Regions from separate parts of the Homo sapiens genome. Here region 2 is linked to region 1. Evidence: chromatin contacts called from ENCODE Hi-C or POLR2A ChIA-PET data. All regions are on one chromosome and are shown on one strand. The core of a region is the stretch at or near the end of the contact, and the rest is flanking DNA. Distances in the headings are between cores, read along the strand shown. Region 1 has its middle 31 kb from the start of THOC2. Region 2 has its middle 56 kb from the start of XIAP.

Region 1 (6,748 bases), core at 974-3,473:
CAATACTCCACTATAAATGCTCTTATTATTAAAAGTGGAAAATATGTACACTGAGTAATATACTATAAACACAGTTGCAAAGCCACAAAATTATCCAAAAGAAAATACAAATAGGGAATTAATGAAAGATAAAGCTCAAATGAGTGAACTAGAAACTCGTCACAGGTTGGGTTGTCAGGGAAACAGATACTAGGGAGTTAAGGGTACGAAAGGTTTATAGAGGAGTAATGTCTGCGGAAAAAAAGGGAAGGGGGTGTTGTACGACTGCAATGTAGACCTGAGAAAGTCTCTGTCAGTCCAATGGGGAGCTCTGGAGCAAAGATTGTCCATCAGATGAGTTCTGCATTGAGCAGAAAAGGCTATATCCCAATACCTCCTTTTGCTCCATCATTAGCCATGGGCATCCTGAGGATGATTTCAGCTCAAAAACTGAGGTGGTCTGACCTTGGAGCTACTAACAGCTGATGGCAGTAACAGCTAACCAAACTCCTTGAAGCTGGACAGTGAGAGCCTTCATGAAGTGGGATCTGAGTAATGCCTCTCTGTTTCTATCACAAAAATAAACAAAAATGCGTAGAGCCAAAACCCAAAAGCTGGCTTTTAAAAAAGTAAATTCAACCTATTAATGCTTCCACCGTTTTGTGTCTCTGTGCAATTTGCAAAATTGTTCAAGTGGAATACATGTGCACAAATTTTCAAAGAGTGGATATTTAGGATCTATTAAATTATATATTAGGCAAAAAACAAGTAGCATTTAAAGGGCTGCCTGCCATGGTGGGAACTGTAAATCAACATATTTTCATGCTGGCCTTTCTTCCACTGCCCTAAACGAGGAAGAAATTTGTAATCAATTCATATTTTAAAAGGGCTACTCCTGCTAGAAAACAAGAGAACATTCTATTAGTTTGAGGTTTGAGTGTCCCCCAAGATCAAAATCAGCGTAAGCCACCGTGCCTGGCTTGATAGTCAATATATTTCTAAGTCTCTCCTAAAGATTGAGCAGAGTAACTGTCCAGAACTTTTGACCTCAATGGCAGAAATAGAAGAAACTGCACTGTCCGAAATGGTGGTTGTTATTGAGCACCTGGAATGCAGCGAAGCTAATCTGATTGGAAATGTGTTGTAAGTGTAAACAGACAAGATTTCAAAGACTTAGAATGCAAAAAAAAAAGTAAAATATCTCATATTTTTCATATTAATTGATTATGATCTATTTTGGATATATAATATTAAATCTATTACGATTTGGCCGAGCACGGTGGCTCACGCCTGTAATCCCAACACTTTGGGAGGCTGAGGTGGGTGGATCACCTGAGGTCAGGAGTTTGAGACCAGCCTGACCAACATGGTGAAACCCCGTCTCTACTAAAAATACAAAAATTAGCCAGGTGTGGTGGCATGCACCTGTAGTCCCAGCTTCTCAGGAGGCTGAGACAGGAGAATTGCTTGAACCCAGGAGGCAGAGGTTGCAGTGAGCTGAGACCGTGCCACTGCACAACAGCCTGGGCCACAGAACGAGACTTAATAATAATAATAAATCTATTAAGATTTATTTTACCTGTTTAACTTTTTCTAATGTAGCTACAAGAGCATTCAAAATGACACTCATAGCTCACATTTTTGGCTCATGTTATCTTTCTATTGGATAGTGCTGCACTAGCTACGTATTGTAGAGTTTCCTGTATTCCTCTTCTTTTGACTCACTGAAAGTTCCAACCAGTACAGAAATGGTGGTAAGCTCATCCTTATGGTTCTCCATGGCTTTAACAATATAAGGCCAATGTATGTCATACTGTGTTCAATTTTTGATTCTCCATACATCTTTTGCTCAATAGGGAGGTCATACAGAGGTGTCCTGTGTCTATCCATACCAGAAAGTGCACATCGACAGGGAACACATGATGGGAAGGCCATAAGCACCAGCAACAAAAAGACCCATGGAGTGCGATAATGGCTCTAGAATCTTTTTGTTAACCGACCCTGTGAAAGTCGCCCTTCTAGCTGTGCTTTCAGTTGAGGTCCTGAGACTGACTACCACTGTGTACAGCCTGATCACTCGATTGGCCATCTGGTGCAGGAGGATGAACCGAGTGGCGGCGGCGGCGGCGGCGGCGGCGGCGGCGGCGGAAGAAGCGGCTCCAAGAGGAACCAGGCACCGCGAGCCCAGCGCGGGAGGAGGAGAGGGGGGAGGCGGAGACAAAGGAGGATAAGATGACATCCGGGGCGGCGACGTCGGAAGATGGGGCCCGGAAAACTCTAGGTCCCGCCCTAGGAATTCTCCTTGGCAGGGCTGAGTCCGCTGAGCCGCCTCCGCCGCTCCTTTCCTTCGGCTCACACTGGCTTCATCTGCCGACTCTCAACTAACCCAGTTTTCTACCCTGGACTGGACCCTCCCACCCAGCCCCTAAAGCAGGTGTTTTTTGGCTTTTTTTTTTTTTTGAAACGACTAATAAAATAGACAAACTGTCAGCTAGCCTAAGGTAGGAAGAAAAAAACAAAAAAGAAGGAAAGAAGGGGAAAGGAGGGAAAAATATTAGTAATGAGCAAGTCGATAAAAACACAGCCATATGATAAAAATTTTAAGAAACTATTGTGGGTAACAAATGTGAATATGTAGAAGAAATGACTGGTTTCCTAGCAAACTATAAACTACCAAAATTGACCCAAGAAGTAGAGAACCTGAAAAGAGCAATAACCACAGAAGAGAATGGAGAGTCACCAGGTCTAGTTGGGTTTTAGCTAAGTTTTAGCTAACCTTTTTTTTTTTTTTTTTTAATGCTTTGATTAGAAAAAAAAAAAATAGAGACTATGTTCCTCAGGCTGGTCTTGAACTTCTGAGCTCAAGTGACCCTCCCACCTCGGCCTCTCAAAGTGCTGGGATTACAGGTGTGAGCCGCTGCTCCTGGCCAATTTTAGCTAACCTTTAAAGAACAAATAACTTCAATGTTATCTAGTCCATTCTAGATAGTGTTTTTCAAAATATCTGCAGTGAAGAACAAGTTTTTTAAAACTTAGAATTATTGTGGACATATACTTCTGCCATTTCTTTCTTTTCCTTTTTTTTTTGAGACGGAGTCTCGCTCTGTCACCCAGGCTGGAGTGTGGTGGCACGATCATAGCTCACGGCAACCTTTGCTTCCTGGGTTCAAGCGATTCTCATGCCTCAGCCCCCTGAGAAGCTGGGACTACAGGTGCGCCACCACACCCGGCTAATTTCTGTATTTTTAGTAGAGACAGGGTTTCGCCATGTTTGCCAGGCTGGTCTCTAACTCCTGGCCTCTGTCCACCTTGGCCTCCCAAACTGCTGAGATTACAGGCATGAGGAACCGTGCCTGGACTACTTTTGCCAATTTTAATTTAAAAGACTAGAAAAATTAAATAATACGCAGACATAAAGTGCAAGGCCAATTTTCAAATTTTTAGAATAATCAGAAATAAAATTAAATTTTCTTAAAAAATAATCAAAATAGTCCGGGCGCTGTGGCTCATGCCTGTAAATCCCAGCACTTTGGGAGGCCTAGGTGGGCGGATCACGAGGTCAGGAGATTGAGACCATCCTGGCCAACATGGTGAAACCCTGTCTCTACTAAAAATACAAAAAATAGCTGGGCATGGTGGCCCGAGCCTGTAGTCCCAGCTACTCAGGAGGCTGAGGGAGGAGAATCACCTGAACCCGGGAGACGGAGGTTGCAGTGAGCTGAGATTGAGCCACTGCACTCCAGCCTGGGCGACAGAGCAAGACTCCATCTCAAAAAAAAAAAAAAAAAAACACTTAAAAAAAATCAAAATAAATTGAACACGGTGGCTCATGTCTGTAATCCCAGCACTTTGGGAGGCAGAGGCACGTGGATCACCTGAGGTCCGGAGTTCGAGTGCAGCCTGGCAAACATGGTGAAACCCCATCTCTACTAAAATTACAAAAATTAGCCAGGTGTGGTGGCACGTTCCTGTAATCCCAGTTACTCAGGAGGCTGAGGCAGAAGAATCACTTGAACCTGGGAGGTGGAGGTTTCAGTAAGCCAAGATCGTGCCACCACTGCACTCCAGCCTGGGCAACAGAGCAAGACTTCGTCTCAAAAAAAAAAAAAAAAATTGATTGAGACCATCCTGGCATCCTGGCTAACACGGTGAAACCCCGTCTCTACTAAAAAATACAAAAATAAAAATAAAAATAAAAAATAACATAGGGACAAATAAGATAATTACAAAACCTGAATACATTACTCATTGATGAGTCCGATGATCACTGCTTGGATGTCATAATGATGTTAAATTGCTATAACAATTTCTAAACCCTCTCAATTTCTGTATTTATCTCATCATAGATGGTAACACGTTAGGGACAGGCACCAGTCCTCAGACCACAGAAAAAGATGAAAAGATCCGAAATTTATTTTGTAAAGCTAGCATAGCCTTACATGTGGGAATATATTAAAATATGATAATATTTGCACAAAAGATACATGTAGAAATTCGAAATAAAATATTAATAAACTGAATTTAGCAGTGTAGCAAAGAATAATATACCATGACTAAGTAGGGTCTATTTAAGAAAAGAAAAAAAAAAAAAAAAAATTGCTGAGCACAGTGGCTCACACCTGTAATCCCAGCATTTTGGGAGGCCAAGGTGGGAGGATTATTTCAGGCCAGGAGTTTGAGACCAGCCTGGGCAATGTAGTAAGATCCTGCCTGTACAAAATTATAATTATAAAAATAAAGAAAAGCAAAAATGATTCAACATTAAGAAATCTATTAACATTGCTGGGCATGGTGATATGTGCCTGTAGTCTCAGCTACTCAGGAAGCTGAGGTGGGAAGATCGCTGGAGGCCAGGAGTTCAAGGCTGTAGTGTGTACTATCAATGTACCTGTGAATGGCCACTGCACTCCAGCCTGGGCAACATAGTGAGACTCCAAAAAGTCTATTAACATAATTCATGACCTGAAGCAATTAAAGGAGAAAACTCATGTTATTATGTCAATAGAAACTGAAAAAGCATCAAAAATTCAACAGCCATTTCTAATAAAACTTCAAAGTAAAATAGAAATTAAAAAGAAACTATAGGCCAGACACGGTGGCTCACGCCTGTAATCCCAGCACTTTGGGAGGCCAAGGTAGGCAGATCACTTGAGGTGAGGAGTTTGAGACCAGCCTGGCCAACCACTTTGTCTCTACTGAAAATACAAAAATTAGCTGGGCATGGTGGCATGCACCTGTAGCCCCAGCTACTCGGGAGGCTGAGGCACAAGAATTGCTTGAACTCATGAGACAGAGGTTGCAATGAGCCGAGATCATGCCATTGCACTCCAGCCTGGGCGGCAGAGTGAGACTCTATCTCAAAAAAAAAAAAAGAAAGAAACTATTTAAACATGATAAAGACTTCCGAAACTCAACAGCAAACATATTAAATGAAAATGTGAAGTCATTTTCACTAAAATCAGGAACGAGAGAAGGATGCTATCACCACTGTTATTCAACATTGTTTTGTATGTTCTAAACAATCCAATAAGACAAGAAAATGAAGTGGTATGTGTAGAAGACTGTTAGTTGTCCTCCAAAATCTATTCTCCCCTTCCTCCTCAGAAGTTCGGCTTTAAAGCACATGACTGAGACAGACTACATTTTCCAGTTTTTCTTAAAGATACCTGCAGCCACATCACCATGTTTGCACCAGTAGAATATGCACAGAAGAGATAGGTTTCAATGTACCCCTCAAGTGCTTAAAAGGAAATTGCTTGTCCTAGACTTTTCTCCCACCCTGCTCCCCACAGGCTATAATATAGGTACAACTGTAATTTAGCTTCAACCATTCAGATGAGCACAATACCCCAGTAGATGGCTGGATAGTAATGGATCACTGAATAACCTTGTGGAGCAAGGATGTCCCACCAGCCTGAATTGGTCATATGGATATGTAATAAATAAATAAGCTGGACAGGTGTGGTGGCTCATGCCTGTAAGTCCAGCACTTTGTGAGACTGAGGTGGGCAGATTGCTTGAGCCCAGGAATTCAAGACCAGCCTGGGCAACATGGTGAGACCCCATCTCTATTTTAAATAAATAAATAAATAAATAAATAAATAAATAAACTTCTATCATATTTTTTTTCTCTCTCTCCCTCTGGCTCTCATTTGGCTTTTACTAAAACCAATATAATAGGAATAATTATCAGAAAAAAGACCCAGAAATTATCAAATTTTTATTATATTCATAGAAAACCCAATAGACTCTGGTTTTACAAAAATTTCCAGAATTGTTTTCCTCACACCACTGACATTTTGAAAAAACTACTAGAATTAATAAAAGTTTTTGGTAAGGTGGTTAGCTACATGACAAGCAAAAAACAAGTAGAATTTTCTAATGTTACGAATAACCAGCTAGGAATAGCAATGGGAAAATATTCCATTCACAATACCAAAAAAAATTTAAAATAATCTAGGAATGAATGGAACAGGAGATATACAGGATTTATATGAAGAACATTATAACTTCTTTTTGAAAAACCTAAAACAAGATCTGAGCAAATTGAAAGATATAAAAACACTAATCCTCCCTCAAATAACAAATACAATAAAATTCAAATAGGAATATTTGTAAACATCCCATTGAACTGGATAAAACAACTTTATATTATAATTATTATAGAAATTAAAATTGTATTTATTATTTTGAATGAGTAAAATATTCATATCGTTCAAATTCAAAAGGTCCCAAGAGGTATGCTGTGATAAAGCTCTTTTCCAGGCCT
Region 2 (7,529 bases), core at 2,923-5,422, 38 kb before region 1:
ATTAGGTCGGGCATGGTGGCTCACGCCTGTAATCCCAGCACTTTGGGAGGCTGAGGTGGGCGGTCACTTGAGGTCAGGATTTTGCGACCAGCCTAGCCAAGATGGTGAAACCCCAGCTCTACTAAAAATGCAAAAATTGGCTGACTACTTGGGAGGCTGAGGCAGGAGAATCACTTGAACCCGGGAGGTGGAGGTTGCAGTGAGCTGAGATTGTGCCACTGTACTCTAGCCTGAGTGATAGAGCGATACTCCATCTCAAAAAAAAAATAAATAAATAAAAATAAAAAAATTAAAAAGATATTAAAGATTCCTGAGCTTAGAACTCAATGTTCTGGATATGATTTCTTTTCTTTTCTTTTTTTTTTTGAGACAGAGTTTCACTCTGTCACCCAGGCTGGAGTGCAGTGGTGTGATCTCGGCTCACTGCAACCTCTGCCTCCTGGGTTCAAGCAATTCTCCTGTCTCAGCCTCCTGAGTAGCTGGGATTACAGGCATGCGCCACCACGCCCGGCTAATTTTGTATTTTTAGTAGAGATGGGGTTTCTCCATGTTAGTCAGGCTGTTCTCCAACTCCTGACCTCAGGTGATCCACCCACCTTGGCCTCCCAAAGTGCTGGGATTACAGGTGTGAGCCACTGCACCCAGTAATTTTTTAATTTTTTTTTTTTTTGAGACAGTCTCCCTCTGTTGCCCAGGCTGGAGTGCAATAGCATGATCTCAGCTCACTGCAACTTCCACTTCCCGGGTTCAAGCTATTCTCCTGCCTCAGCCCCACAAGTAGCTGGGGTTACAGGCACATGCTGCCACGCCCGGCTACTTTTTTTGTATTTTAGTAGAGATGGGGTTTCACCATGTTGCTCAGGCTGGTCTCGAACTCCTGAGCTCAGACAATCCACCTGCTTTGGCCTCCCAAAGTGCTAGGATTATAGGCATGAGCCACCACACCACACCAAATTTTTGTATTTTTTAGTAGAGATGGGGTTTCACCATATTGATCAGTCTGGTCTTGAACTCCTGACCTCAGGTGATCTGCCCGTCTTGGCCTCCCAAATTGCTGGGATTACAGGCGTGAGCCACTGTGCCTGGCTTTGGTTTTTTTTTTTTTTGAGACGGAGTCTTGCTCTGTTGCCCAGGCTGGAGCGCACTGGCGAGATCTCATCTCACTGCAACCTCCGCCTCCTGGGTTTAAGCAATCCTCCTGCCTTAGCCTCCCGAGTAGTTGGGATTACAGGCATGCACCACCACACCTGGCTAATTTTTCTATTTTTAGTAGAGACAGGGTTTTACCATGTTGGCCAGGCTGGTCTCGAACTAGTGACCTCAAGTTATCAGCCCGTCTTGGCCTCACAAAGTGCTGGGATTATAGGCGTGAGCCTCCGCGCCCAGCCTGAATATGATTTCTTTAGGAAATTTGGGTGTAAACATTTTGTGGTTTCACAACATTATTAGTTAGAGTGTCTTTTTATATATCTCTTCCTTGAATTGAAAGTCAATGAGTTGTTATTAATAGAAGTAATGGAATTATTTTGTAAGGAATTTTCTCAGTAATACAAAAAGGAGTTCTGGATCAGTTAAAGTCCAGTAGGAACAGATAGCCTAACCAATTTTTTTGAAAGAAGCACTGAATAAAACAACTATTTACAACATTTGCTTTTTATTTTATTTTTTTATTTTTATTTATTTTTTTGACACAGTCTCACTCTGTCACCCAGGCTGGAATGAAGTGGCGTGAGATCTTGGCTCACGGCAAACTCCAGCTCCCAGGACCAACAATTCTCGTGCCTCAGCCTCCTGAGTAGCTGGGATTACAGACCTGTGCCACCAAGCCTGGATAATTTTTGTATTTTTAGTAGAGACAGAATTTCGCCATGTTGGCCAGGCTGGTCTCAAACTACTGGTCTCAAGTGATCCACCTGCCTCGGCCTCCAAAAGTGCTGGGATTACAGGTGTGAGCCACCGCTCCCGGCTTATTTACAACATTTATATAGGATGTAGAGAATCCATAAGTTATATTGCAGAACCCAGGTTTAACAAAGTAGGAAGCAAAGGAAGGGGGTGATTTCTTGCACTTGGGTTGGAGAAGAGCAAATATTGTATGGAAAGGGCTAATTCACAGGAGGAACTATGACCTTCATTCAGGTGAGAGAAAGGGCCAGCCAGCCTGCTGGAAACCCCTCAGTAAAAAAGTTAGGGAATAAGTACCCTAACTTCATTCTCTGCCCTTTCTGAAAATCCTTGCCAGTCCCTCCCCACTGACCAAATTCAGCTGGAGAAGCCGGGCGCGGTGACTCACGCCTGTAATCCCAGCACTTTGGGAGGCCAAGGTGGGCAGATCACCTGAGGTCAGGAGTTTGAGACCAGCCTGACCAACAAGGAGAAACCCCGTCTCTACTAAAAATACAAAATTATCCAGGCATGGTGGTGCATGCTTGTAATCCCAGCTACTCGGGAGGCTGAGGCAGAAGAATCGCTTGAACTCTGGAGGCGAAGGTTGCGGTGAGCTGAGATTGTGCCATTACCCTCCAGCCTGGGCAACAAGAGTGAGACTCTGTCTCAAACAAAACAGAACAAACAAACAGACAGACAGACAAACAAACCAACCCAGCTGGAAGCCAGAGGCAATGGAGCTCACTGATGTGATGTACATAGGTCAGTCTCCCAGAGTACAGAACAGAGAAGAGAGCAGATCTAGGCCAGGCGCGGTGGCTCACACCTGTAATCCCAGCACTTTGGGAAGCCAACGCGGGTGGATCACCTGAGCTCAGCAGTTCGAGACCAGCCTGACCAACATGGTGAAACCCCGTCTCTACTGAAAATATAAAAATTAGCCGGGCGTGGTGGCACGCACCTGTAATCCCACCTGATCAGGAAGCTGAGGCAGGAGAATCACTTGAACCCAGGAGGCGGAGGTTGTAGTGAGCTGAGATCGAGGCACCGCACTCCAGCTTGGGTGACAGAGTGAGAATCTGTCTCAAAAAAAAAAAAGAGAGTGGATCTAGAGGAGCAAATCAATAAAGGACACGCAGCATAGGTCCCTATTACTCTTTCCTCTTGTTTTTTTTTTTGTTTTTGTTTTTGTTTTTGGAGTCTCGCTGTCTTGCCTGGGCTGGAGTGCAGTGGAGCAATCTTGGTTCACTGCAACCTCCACCTCTTGGGTTCAAGCGATTCTTCTACCTCAGCCTCCTGAGTAGCTGGGACCACAGGCACATGCCACCACGCCCGTATAATTTTTGTATTTTTAGTAGAGACGAGTTTTCCCCATGTTGGCCAGGCTGCTCTCCAGCTCCTGACCTCAGGTGATCCACCAACCTTAGCCTCCCAAAGTGCTGGGATTACAGGCCTGAGCCACCATGCCCTTTCCTCTTTTTTCAGTTCAGCCCAGGTCTTGAGCTGTTTGCCTCAACTTATCTTGCCTTTCATTTTCTGACCAGTTTCTGACCTTACCATCTTGTAACCCCTAAACTATTTTTTTTTTTTGAGACGGAGTCTTGCTCTGTTGCCCAGGCTGGAATGCAGTGGCCCAATCTTGGCTCACTGCAACCCCCGCCTCCTAGGTTCAAGCAAGTCTCCTGCCTCAGCCTCCTGAGTAGCTGGCACCACAGGTGTGAGCCACCACTTCTGCCTAATTTTTGTATTTTTAATAGAGATGGGGTTTCACCATGTTAGCCAGGCTGGTCTCGAACTCCTGACCTCAAGTGATCTGCCGGCCTGGGCCTCCCATAGTGCTGGGATTATAGGCATGAGCCACCACATCAGGCCTAAACTTATTCCTTTTGGAAAACTGAAGATGATTCTTGGAAGACAATGCTTGTCACTGCTTCTTACTTGTGACTTCTGGTTTCCTTCCTTCCTCATCCCTTTGATCAAGATGTTTTCATCTGCTGTGGGTTGCCTTACCCAGTACAGCATGCACTCTGGAACACCACTTAAACAAAGGCCCTCATAGGAAGTGCCCCTGCTATATTTGCTTTGGCCCTGTGAGTAGCAGCTGGATGTCACAGACTGAGATAGGAAGCACTTAATTGTGGCCGACTAATGACTCAGACGTGACACTAGTTCTGTTTACTTCCATCCCCCTTTCTTGCCTGGCAACCACTCTTATGAATAGATTAAGATCACCATGAACAAAGACACTGAACTCCAAACAACCAGGTTCAAAGGATATCTCATCAGAGGAGGGATGAAAATGATTGGAGAGACTATATGAACTTGAAAAGCTAGTATTTCTTGCCTATGCTGGATGATGAAATTTTAAAAAGAAAAAAAAGGCAGGCTAGTTAAGAGTTCTGGCACGCACAGGAAAGATAAGCTCCAATTTCAGAATAGTGGTTACCGCTGGAGAGAGAAGGAAAAGAGATACAGAAGTGAACAGGGATTTTCAACTGGGGCTATATTTTAGTATTATTATTTTTTATTTTTTTAATTTTAATTTTAATTTTTTTTTGAGATGGAGTTTCGCTCTTGTTGCCAAGGATGGAGTGCAATGGCATGATCTGGGCTCACTGCAACCTCTGCCTCCCAGGTTCAAACGATTCTCCTGCCTCAGTCTCCCGAGTAGCTGAGATTACAGGTGCCTGCCACGGCACCCAGCTAATTTTTTTTTTTTTTTTTTTTTTTTTTTGAGACGCAGTCTTGCTCTGTCGCCCAGGCTGGAGTGCAGTGGCTTGATCTCGGCTCACTGCAACCTCTGCCTCCTGGGTTCACGCCATTCTCCTGCCTCAGCCTCCGGAGTAGCTGGGACTACAGGCGCCTGCCACCATGCCCGGCTAATTTTTTGTATTTTTAGTAGAGACAGGATTTGACCGTGTTAGCCAGGATAGTCTCAATCTCCTGACCTCGTGATCCGCCCGCCTCGGCCTCCCAAAGTGCTGCGATTACAGGCGTGAGCCACCGCCCTGGCCAATTTTTTTTTTTTTTTTGAGACGAAGTCTTACTCTGTCTCCCAGGATGGAGTGCAGTGGTGCAACCTCGGCTCACTGCAACCTCTGCCTCCCAGGTTCAAGTGATTCTCCTGTCTCAGCCTCCCTAGTAGCTGAGATTACAGGTGTGTGCCACCACGCCTAGATAATTTTTGTATTATTATTAATTTTTTTAGTAGAGATGAGGTTTTACCATGTTGGCCTGGCTGGTCTTGAACTCCTGACCTCGTGATCCACCCCACCCTTGGCCTCCCAAAGTGTTGGGATGAGCCACCGAGACCGGCCTATATTTTATTTTTTAATAAACGAAATTCTGAAGCAGATAGAAGAAAATGCTAGAATTTAATAATAGTGAATGAATAAGTATTACTTATGAAATTCTTTGTTCTTTCTTATTAGAGACAGGGTCTTGCTCTGTCACCCAGGCTGGAGTGCATGGCACAATCATAGCTCACTGCAGCCAAGTGATGTTCCTAAGTAGCTAAGTCTTTGTCCTTTTCTATGTGTGGAGAGTATGGCTGAGGAAAGTAGAACAGGGAGGCCTTCCTCACAGATGTGACAAGGGAACTTAGACAGGATGTAAAGAATAGTGCAATTATTTGTCTGCAAGGGTCCAGATGTTGCACTGGAGCATGTTGCTTTAGTCCAGCTGAGGCCTCAATGAACTCCGGAATCGTGATAACACTGGCAGGGTGGAGGCTGTATAAAGGCTGCATGTCTAGCCTTGCTCTACAAAGGAGACAGTTCTCTGTAGTAGATAGGAGCCAGTCTATAAAGCCAGCCTGCTTGGGGCCAGATCTTGGTTCTGGCACTTACTAGCTGTGTCACTTCACTTCTCTGTATCTCAGTTTCCTCATCTGTGAATGTGATGAGAATGTCACCCTACATCAACAGGTTGTTGTGAGGATTATGGCCACAAACTAAATTTTATGCTATTTTTTGCCATCTATTATCCTTCCAGATGAGCTGAACAAATGGGAACAGTTCTCTAGCATAAGGATTGGCAAACTTTAAATTTTCCTTTTCCTTCTTTCTTTCCTTCCTTTCTTCCTTCCTTCCTTCCCTCCCTCCCTCCTTCCCTCCTTCCCTCCTTCCTTCCCTCCTTCCTCCCTCCCTCCTTCCCTCCTTCCATCCCTCCCTCTCTCCTTCCTTTCCCCCTCCCTCCTTCCCTCCCTCCCTCCCTCCTTCCCTCCCTCCCTCCTTCCCTCCTTCCTTCCCTCCTTCCTCCCTCCCTCCTTCCCTCCTTCCATCCCTCCCTCTCTCCTTCCTTCCTTCCTTCCTTCCTTCCCCTCTCTCTCTCTTTCTTTCCTTTTTTTTGAGACTGAGTCTCACCTTGTCATCCAGGCTGCAGTGCAGTGACAAAATCACTGCAGCCTTGACCTCCCGGGCTCAAGCAATTCTTCTACCTCAGCATCCTGAATAGCTGGGACTACAGGTGCTCAACAGCACGCCTGCCTAATTTTTTTTTTTTTTTTTTTTTTGAGACGGAGTCTCCCTCTGTCGCCCAGGCTGGAGTGCAATGGCATGATCTCAGCTCACTGCAACCTCCGCCTCCTGGGTTCAAGCGAGTCTCCTATCTCAGCCTCCCGAGTAGCTGGGATTACAGGCATGCACCACCACGCCCGGCTGATTTTTGTATTTTTAGTAGAGATGAGGTTTCACTATGTTGGCCAGGCTGGTCTCGAACTCCTGACCTCAGGTGATCTGCCTGCCTCGGTCTCCCAAAGAGCGAGATTCGGTCTCAAAAAAAAAATGGTGGACAGCCTAGATTATTTGGGGTGAGTGGTACACATGCCTAGGCTCTGTTTGGACTCTTACTAAAAACTATACTGTCCCTTTCTTCAATAAAGAAGACATTTTGTTTCCTTAATACAAGCTGGGGACCATATCTCCACCATTGCGACCCTCCCTAAGCAGATTCTGCTCGTATCCCTCCACTTGCATTACCCCAAGACTCAGGACTTGCTTTCAAAACAGGATCTCCTCAGTCATACCATTAATACTTCAGAAAACTCTCCATCCTGTTGAAGAACTATAGGGAGTCTCAGCCAAGCGTGATGGCTCACACCTTTAATCCCAGCACTTTGGGAGGCCAAGGTGGGTGGATCACTTGAGCTCAGGAGTTCGAGAGTAGCCTGGCCAACATGGTAAAACCCCGTCTCTACTAAAAATACAAAAATTAGCCGGGCATGGTGGTGCATGCCTGTAATCCCAGCTACTCAGGTGGCTGAGGCGGAAGGATCACTTAAACCTGGGAGGCAGAGGTTGCAGTGAATGGAGATCGCGCCAGTGCACTCCAGCCTGGGCGACAGAGCGAGACTCTGTCTAACAACAAAAAAAGAAATATAGGGAGTCTCTAACAAGGACACTTAAAACCTGCCCAGAACTCACGATGCACAGCCCACACAAGTTCTAAATCATAGCATGAGTCAGCCATTAGTTAGGTCAGTGACAGACATGGACTATGAAACAGACGTTGTCTAGAAAAGGGTAAAAACTACCACTAACATGCCAGGGGACCGCCACGGAATATACCTTTATCTCAGGAGACACCACCAGCCAAGATGACACCATGGCACATCAGTGCCAAGGACATGACCCACGTATATA

What was found. A loop is a pair of places that touch in the nucleus more often than their neighbours do. ChIA-PET counts read pairs that join two places held with the same protein, here RNA polymerase II (POLR2A). Pooled maps may share reads with other maps.
Region 2: a loop to region 1 is called in a pooled map, with 5 times the contacts of the local background. The contact joins two enhancer-like sites. A Hi-C loop is called at or near these places in 1 of 168 maps with a recorded cell type or tissue (Calu3) and 8 of 50 pooled maps. POLR2A ChIA-PET finds 5 or more read pairs at or near these places in 12 of 52 experiments (A549, A673, B cell and 9 more).

The regions. Positions count from the first base shown.
Region 1 is chrX:123,760,611-123,767,358 of GRCh38, reverse strand. It overlaps the pseudogene MEMO1P4. Among named protein-coding and RNA genes, the nearest start is that of THOC2, 31 kb to the right of the region's middle. Within about 2 kb of position 2,223, at least 20 of the 41 ENCODE cell types and tissues checked have a DNase peak (open chromatin) inside an H3K27ac peak, as active enhancers do.
Region 2 is chrX:123,800,179-123,807,707 of GRCh38, reverse strand. No RefSeq gene overlaps it. Among named protein-coding and RNA genes, the nearest start is that of XIAP, 56 kb to the left of the region's middle. Within about 2 kb of position 4,172, at least 5 of the 41 ENCODE cell types and tissues checked have a DNase peak (open chromatin) inside an H3K27ac peak, as active enhancers do.